Linked DNA regions of Homo sapiens: region 2 is linked to region 1. A link is a loop called in an ENCODE intact Hi-C map of the cell type or tissue named here. Cell type or tissue: Calu3. All regions are shown on one strand. Links, peaks and the distances in the headings refer to the core of each region. The heading gives the core; the rest is flanking DNA.

What was found. A loop is a pair of places that touch in the nucleus more often than their neighbours do. Peaks named below come from ENCODE experiments on the same cell type or tissue, not always from the same donor. Only the 100,000 strongest peaks of a DNase experiment are listed, where the experiment ranks them.
Region 2: it touches region 1 in a loop (2.7-fold over the local background); 2 of 110 quality-filtered maps call a loop at or near these places.

Annotation. Positions count from the first base shown.
Region 1 is chr22:45,686,082-45,690,480 of GRCh38, reverse strand. ATXN10 (ataxin 10) reads right to left here. Exons shown (of 12, transcript NM_013236.4): 2 at 578-769. Among named protein-coding and RNA genes, the nearest start is that of ATXN10, 16 kb to the right of the region's middle. In Calu3, for the core only: no CTCF peak of the experiment used is centred there; DNase peaks (open chromatin) are centred at 1,490 and 1,770.
Region 2 is chr22:45,793,709-45,798,107 of GRCh38, reverse strand. All of the region lies in intron 9 of ATXN10 (ataxin 10), which reads right to left. Among named protein-coding and RNA genes, the nearest start is that of MIR4762, 35 kb to the right of the region's middle. In Calu3, for the core only: no CTCF peak of the experiment used is centred there; a DNase peak (open chromatin) is centred at 1,847.

The DNA of each region.
Region 1 (4,399 bases), core at 78-4,077:
CCAAATACCTCAAAACATGTGATAAAAACAAACAAGAAATCTAACCCCTAATGTTAAACACACTCCATTATTTTATACACTAGTCAGAGAGACTCCAATGGCAAGGCCTGTAGAGGGCCTCTCCCAGCAGATGTAAAGGGCAATCCTGCAATAACAGTGGGTGATACTATCATGCCAGAACAACTTTTTTTTTTTTTTTTTCCCTGAGACAGGGTCTCACAATGTGGCCCAGCCTGCAGCAATGGCATCATCTCAGATTACTGCAACCTCTGCCTCTCCCTGGCCCAAGCAATCCTCCCACCTCAGTCTCCTGAGCAGTTGGGACTACAGGTGTGCGCCACCATGTCCAGCTAATTTTTTGTATTTTTTTTGTAGAGACAGGGTCTCACCATGTTGCCCAGGCCGGTCTTGAACTCCTGGACTCAAGCAATCCTCCTGCCTCAGCCTCCCAAAATGCTGGGATTACAGGCATGAGCCACCTTACCCAGCCCAAAACAACTTCTAACAGATAAACCAAATGACAGAACCAGCATGCACATATACAAAGAAACAGAATCCAAGGTACGTGTGTAACTACCTGATTGAATTCTGGTTCACAGAACACTCTATGCAAGCATTGCGAAGACACCTGAAGCATTCTGTTATTAACTGCAGACTGGAAGCCAGGTTTTCCACTTGGGATGGATCTCTGCAGGCAAGCTCAACAGCATGAGAAGATTTCTTTAGGATATCCAGAACTCTTTGGAAGATAGTCCTGGGTGCTGTTTCTCTGAAAAAGGATAAAATTATCACGAATCAGAAAAAAAAGATTATGATTTCCAAATGTCCTATTCAGAAAACTGCTTTTATCTACTATTGTGGGGAGGTACGCTACGTTTATCTGCTTTAGCTCCTTAATTTACAACACCAAATAAAAGATCTACACATATTGAGCACTTACTATGCACCAGACACTGTTCTTGTCACTTCTCATGTATTATCTCAGTCTCTGCAACAGCCTTATGAGGCCAACACTGTCCTCTCCATTTACAGATAAGGTAAGTGAAGTAGAGATGGTAAGTAACTTGCACAAATCACTCAGCCAGTAACTGGCAGAGACACAAGGCCAAGTGAAGCACTCTGGCCTGAGCACTTCCACTACCCATGACAACCCAAATCCCAGTTCCAGTGACTGCTCATGCTTATGGATCTACCCTGAATCAGAACAGAGTATCTTTATTTAATGTTCTAGACAGAGAATATATTCTGGTCCTCTGTCACCCAATATGTAGCTAAGTTCAGTTATAAGAAACAATATTCCTGTAGGACAAGGATACTATCTACTCTGTAGACACAGTGAGGCTGACAACACACACACCAAACTTCTACAGTCAACTACATAGATGGGAGAGAAAGGAGAGGGGGAGAATGTAAAGTGTGCCTGTTCTTCCACCAAGAATGTATGCCCAGGGAGAAAGATGAACCTGTGGTTGTACCCTCTGGGCATCTCAGTCTCTGCGTGCCTCTCATGCCAGGAGTACTGCCTGCACTGGCTATCATTCCAGAGCTCTAAAGATAAGAATTTTTTGTGCAACATTGCACCTAAATGCAAGCCAACTTCCTCATTCCATAAATCCCCTAAAGAAACAGCAAATCTCTTTTAACGTTAGAAGGAAAGTTGCCACATTGGACAATTTAAGAGATTCTATAAATGCCAAATGATTCAGACCATATGAATTTTCTCCTTCTGCTCTCGCTGTAGATTCACAGTGCCCTACCTTTCACCCTTGGATTGAGCCAGACCAGCAGGGAGCCACATGTTCATTCAGAACTCTGGACACTGAGCTGCCCAGGTTACAGAGCTGCTCAGTTGCCGCAGAAGACACCTATGGAAGCCCCTTTTCCGGGGGCAGAGGAAACACGTCTTTCCTTGAACTTCAGTACCATGGCTTCTTATACACCAAGTGATGTGTGTTTTTATCTTACGAACAGACAATAGAACTCACATTATTTATTATGTTTTCTCTCTGTCGGGGCCTTTCTTAAGTCTGGAGTCAAATTTATGACCCAAACAACATGAATCCTTACTTTTTCTATCTGGCTTTTCCACTACCCCTAATTTCCCCCCTTATCTTTTTCTCGTATTTATTTTTTAAGGTATCTCAAACTTGGTTTTGAAAGAGGCAGAGTATAAATTAATTAAAAACTGGGAAACTGCACATAAAATAATTTGTCTATGTCTCCCCCAGTCAGCCCTGAGTGTAAATAATGAAACTTTGACTCAGTGTCTCGGCAACTGAGTGACCAAATTAAGAAATGAAAATTCAAGGGTACAGCACTAATCTTGCCTCAATAAACTGTATGAAACAAGTACATAAGCCATTTTTTAGTGACAGCATTGCCGTAAGAAGAATGGAAGAATACTCACTAACACTCTTTTTTTTGAGACGGAGTTTTGCTCTGTCGCCCAGGCTGGAGTTGCAGTGGTGCAATCTTGGCTCACTGCAACCTCTGCCTCCTGGGTTCAAGCAATTCTTCTGCCTCAGCCTCCCGAGTAGCTGGGACTACAGGCACACGCCACCACGCCCGGCTAATTTTTGTATTTTTAGTAGAGACAGGGTTTCACCATTAGCCAGGCTGGTCTCGAACTCCCGATCTCGTGATCTGCCTACCTCGGCCTCCCAAAGTGCTGGGATTACAGGTGTGAGCCACTGCACCTGGCCGATTCACTAACATTCTTAAGGTAGCTTTAAGGAGTACCAAATATATTGTAGACACTCATCAGCTAAGAAAATAACCAGGAGTTTAAAACACTATGAAGAATGCTAAGGCTGATCACAATTTCTAGGACAAAGAACAAAACTAATCACCTCTATTTGCCCCATCTGCATGAAGTTTTGAAGCCATTTATTATTTAATGCTATAGTCAAGTAAAAGTAGAGCTCTGCAACTTGAATAAGCTTCAATAACGCCTCTCTTTTCCTACTGAGATGACTAAGAATGTGTATTTACAGCTGTAAGAAAGCAGCGAGAATTATTTCTTTCACCTGATCCTTTGCCGTCTGCCTCTTATATGGGAACCACCTTTCCCCCGTGAATGGTCTTCCCTGAAGTCATTCCTTGCAATCGTAACATCTGTTTTACTCAAAATTGGTATCTAGCACAGCAAAAGCTTTGGAATCAAACTATGGTACAGACTAAACAAGACAGAAGAAAAGCAATATTCTTAAAGAAAATGGGAAAAATGATTTCCCGACCATAGAATAAATACTAAGTTCATGAACTATGTTGTGAATAATTCCCAATGCTACATGGTAATTTGTTATATATGCACCATGCCCTTATAATAATTTTAACCAAATGAAAAGCATTTAACTGAGCTAAGGCCAACCAAAACATTCCTGAAATCCAAATAACTATTAATAGCGACTAAAGAGTAATCATGACAGCATCTATTTGGCACACAATAATTCGCGTTTGCAGTATAAAGAAAAAATAATGTGGAGCTGTGATCACTGTCATATGCTCTCCCCAGGTTGTAAACCATGGATTCCTGAAAACCCCCGATTTCGCCAATCTTCTGTCTTTGCTCAAACATATCTCACCACCAGAAGAAAGTCCTCTCCAAATCTCCCAATCCTCTGCCTGGGAGAAACTTACATCTCCTTTTTTTTTTTTTTTTTGAGATGGAGTCTTGCTCTGTTGCCCAGGCTGGAGTGCAGTAGCGTGATCTCAGCTCACTGCAACCTCCACCTCCTGGGTTCAAGTGATTCTTCTGCCTCAGCCTCCTGAGTAGCTGGGACTACAGGTGCATGCCACCACGCCCGGCTAATTTTTTTGTATTTTAGTAGAGACAGGGTTTCACCATTTTGGTCAGGCTGGTCTCGGTCTCCTGACCTCGTGATCTGCCCGCCTCGGCCTCCCAGAGTGTTGGGATTACATGCGTGAGCCACTGCGCCTGGCCTGCATCTCCTTTCAAACCTTTGGGAAACTCAGACCTGGAGAAACTCCTCCACTTTTCCAGACAAACAGACTCCCTCTATGAAGCCCTGGAGATCTGTTCATAAGACTGGAATAACTTGTCCACATCAGATAAGATTTATATAACCTATCTCCCCGGCTAGACTGTTAAGTCCTTGAAAAATGGAGACTATCTTATTCTTTTCTGTATCTCTAGGGCCCAGAATTGGCACCCATTAATTGAATTTGTTCAAGTTTTAAACAGTGATGAGACTGTTTGCACACTCAAAAGTGGCCCCTGACTGCATCACAGCCTTGCTATGTAATCCAAGCACTTACAGAGCTTGTGCTCAGAGCCAGGAATCAAGCCTGACATAGGCAGTGAAATCAGTACCCTTTGAGTCAGCAACAGAAAGGGGAAAGTGAGGCATCAGCTCAACCCTCCCTTTCCCATTAAGAA
Region 2 (4,399 bases), core at 278-4,277, 110 kb before region 1:
TTCCTTCTTAAATGCTTGACAGAATTCACTGCTGAAACTATGTGTGCCTGGAGATTTTGTTGTAGAAACATTTTAAACTACACATTTAATTTTTAAAAATATTTATCCTTTATTCAGTTTTTATTTTGTTTCTTTCAAGAAAACTGTTCATATCATCTATTTTGTCAAAATTTTTTGGCATCAAGTTGTTTATGCTATTCTCTTATTATCTTTTTAATGTCTGTAATATCTATAATGATGTCTCCTCTTTCACTGCTGATAGAGGTCATTTATATTTTGTGTCATTTTCTTGACAGGTAGACAGATTTATCTGGAAAGATTGATCAATCTTTTTAAATATGCATCCAGCTTCTGATTACATGGACTTTCTCCACTCTATGTCTATTTTATTTTCTACTTCAAAGATTTCCATTCTTATCTTTGTTAATTCTTTTCTTCTACTTACATTGGTTTAATCTACTCTTGGTTTTATTACCTTCTTAAGTTGGAAACTAAGATGACTGATCTTAAATCTGTCTTGTTTTCTCATGTATTTTAAATTTCCTAAACACTACTTTATCCCCATCTTACAATTTAGGTATGCCATTTTTCATTTTTATTCAGTTCAAAATATTTTCTAATTTCGATATGGTTGTGTCTATGACATGTGGGTTATTTAGAAGTGTACTGTTTAATTTTCAAATATCTTGGGATATTAGAGATATTTTATAGTTTTAACTTATAATTCTGCTGTAGAGACAGAATATAGTCTATGTTTTCAGTTCTTCTACATTTATTGAGCACTGTTATGGCCCCAGCATATGGTCTGTCTTGGTGAATGTTCTATGTGTACTGGAAAGAACATACATGCTGTTATTGGTGCAGTGTTCACTAAATTTCACCTGATCAAGGTGGCTGATGGTATTCCAGTTTTCCATATTCCTCCTGCTTTTCTTTCAGCTTGTTCTGTAATTTATAAAGATAAGAACGCTGATATCTCCGATTATGACTGCAGATCGATTTTTTCTTTCAGGTGTCAGTTTTGGTTTCAGTTATTTGAAATTCTGCTATTAGCAATGTATGTTTAGGCTATTATGTCTTCTTGATGAACTGACCCTTTAATCATTATGAAATATCACTCTTTTACATCTAGGGAAATTCTTTGTCCTTAGGTCTATTTTGTCTAATATTAATATAGCCACTCCAGCTTTCTTATAAGTGTTTACATGGTATATCATTCTTTCACTCTTAAGGTATCTTCACCTTTATATTCAAAGTATATTTCTTATCATAGCATATAATTGAGTCTTGCCTTTCAAAATCCAGTATAGGCCAGGCACAGTGGCTCACGCCTGTAATCTCAATGCTTTGGGAGGCGGAAGGTGGGAGGATAATTTGAGGTCAGGAGTTCGAGACCAGTCTGACCAACACGGTGAAACCCCATCTATCGGGGGAACCAGCCCCCAATATTTCAACGTAGGTTCTTTTCTATTTTCCTTAAGTGTCGGCCGGTCTGAGAAATAAAGAGAAAGAGTACAAAGGAGAGAAATTTTACAGCTGGGTCTCTGGGAGCGATATCACATGTTGGCAGGTTCCGTGATGCCCCTTGAGCCACAAAAGCAGTAACTTTTTATTAGGGGTTTCAAAAGGGGAGGGGTGTACAAACAGGGTGTGGGTCACAGAGATCACATGCTTCAAAGGCAATGAAATATCACAAGGGCAGAGAGGCAGAGTGAGATCACAAGGCCAGGGCGAAACTAGAATTACTGATGAAGGTCCATGTCCTGCTGGGCACACACTGTCATTGATAAACATCTTAACAGGAAATAGGGTTCGAGAGCAGTCAACCGGTCTGACTAGAATTCGCCAGGCTGGAATTTCCTAATCCTAGCAAGCCTGAGGGCGCTGCAGGAGACCAGGGAGTATTTCATCCCTTATCTACAACTGCATAAGACAGACACTCCCTGAGCGGCCATTTTAGAGACCTCCCCCTGGGAATGCATTCGTTTCCCAGGGTTATTCCTTGCTGAGAAAAGAATTCAGCGATATTTCTCCTAGTCACTTTCTGAAAGAAGAGAAATATGACTCTGTTCTGCCCGGCCCTGCAGGCAGTCAGGCCTTATGGTTATCTCCCTTGTTCCTTGAAAATCGCTGTTACCCAGTTCTTTTTCAAGGTGCCCAAATTTCATATTGTTCAAACACACATGCTTTACAAACAATTTGTGCAGATAACGTGATCATCACGGGATCCTGAGGTGACATACATCCTCAGCTTATGAAGATGACGAGATTAAGATATTAAAGACAAGACAGGCATAGGAAATTATAAGAGTGTTGATTAGGGAAGTGATAAATGTCCATGAAATCTTCACAATTTATGTTCAGAGACTGCAGTAAAGACAGGTGTAAGACATTATAAAAGTATTAATTTGGGGAACTAATAAATGTCCATGAAATCTTAACAATTTATGTTCTTCTGCCATGGCTTCAGCCAGTCCCTCCGTTCAGGGTCCCTGACTTCCCGAAACACCGTCTCTACTAAAAATACAAAAATTAGCTGGGTGTGGTGGTGAACCTGTAATCTCAGCTACTTGGGAGGCTGAGGCAGGAGAATTGCTTGAACCTGGTAGGCAGAGGTTGCAGTGAGCTGAGATCGCGCCACTGCACTCCAGCCTGGGCAACATAGAGAGACTTCATCTCAAAAAGAATAGAATAGAATAGAATAGAATAGAATAGAATAGAATAGAATAGAATAGAATAGAATAGAATAGAATCCATTCTAGTAGTCTTTTAGTTGGATATTTAAGCCATTTACATTTAATATATTTATCAACATGATTGAGTTTATCATTCTGCCATCTGTTTTCTATTTGTCTTCACTATTCTTTGTTCTTATTTTCCAGACTCTTTTGAGACTGAGCATTTTTAAATATTCCACTTATTTCTCCAATACTGGCTTGTTAACTGTCTCTCTCTTTTTCTAAAAGTGGTTGCACTGGAGTTTAGAGTATACATCTTTACCTTGTTGCAGTCTATCTACAAATAATACCATACTACCCCACATACAATATAAGAATGTTGTAACTGTATACTCTGTTTAATCTTTGGGCAATTACTCTCATATATTTTTCTTCTATATACACATTAAAAATCCCCTAATATACTGCCATTATGATTACTTTAAAGAGCCAATTACATTTCAAAGAAAATTAAAAGTGAGAATAGAAATCTTTTCTTTTTACCCATATATTTAACTTTTCCAGGGATTCTGATCCTTTGTATATATTTGTATAGGTCAGGTTTCCATGTGCTATCATTTACTTTCACCTTGTTGAACTTCATTTAACATTTCTTACAGGACATTTTACCTTCTTTTTTTTGACCTTCATTTTTGAAGGATATTTTGGCTGGATACATAATTCTAGATTAACAGTTTTCCTTTAGTATTTTTAAGATGTCATTCCATTGATTCCTGTCTTGCATCATTTCTGAAGGAAAGCCTGTTATCATTTTTATCTTTGTTCTTATAAACTGACAGGCAAGAAAGTCAGTGAATTAGAACAACAACACTACAGAGAAGATTAGCCAAAACCAAAAGCTGGTTATTTGTAAACATTAATAGAATGGAAAATTCCAGAAAGACTGAGGAAGGAAAAAAGAGACATCCTTTTTTTTTTTTTAAGAAAGAATAGAATTAAAAGGGAGAAACAGGTTTTAGACAACCTAGATAAAATATTAAAATATGAACAATTTTATGAAAAAAATGTGAAAATCTAGATGAAATAGATATTTCTGAGACAGAAAATGTTAAAATTGACAGAAAAAAATCAAAGGCTTGGATACAACTGTCCTTTTTAAAGTGCCCAGCCAGGCTACTGCCCATGTCCTGGAGAGGTAGGAGGCAGGGCTCAGACACCTGACCAAATTGAGGACTAACTAAAACAGGTAGGTCAGGGGTGGAAGCCATTTTCTATAAGACATACCCACCAATATGTCATGTCAGTTTACCATTGCCATGGCAACACCCAGAAGTTACCGCCCCTTTCCACAGCAACAACCTGATGACTTAAGAGTTGCCACCCTTTTCCTAGAAATTTCTGCATAAACTGCCCCTTAATTCGCATATAGTTAAAAGTGGGTATAAATATGAGTGCAGACCTGTCTCTGAGCTGCTATTCTGGGCACACTGCCTATAGGGCAGCCCTGCTCTGCAAGGAGCAGCACCTCTGCTGCTGCTATACACTGCTGCTTCAATCAAAGTTGCTGTTTACCACCACCAGCTCACCCTTGAATTATTTCCCGGGCAAAGCCAAGAACCTTCCCAGGCTAAGTCCCAATTTGGGGGCTTACCTGTCCTGCATCACTGGGGAAAGGCAGGAATCGGGGGTGGCAAGAGCTCCTCAGTAGCAGGCAAGAGGGC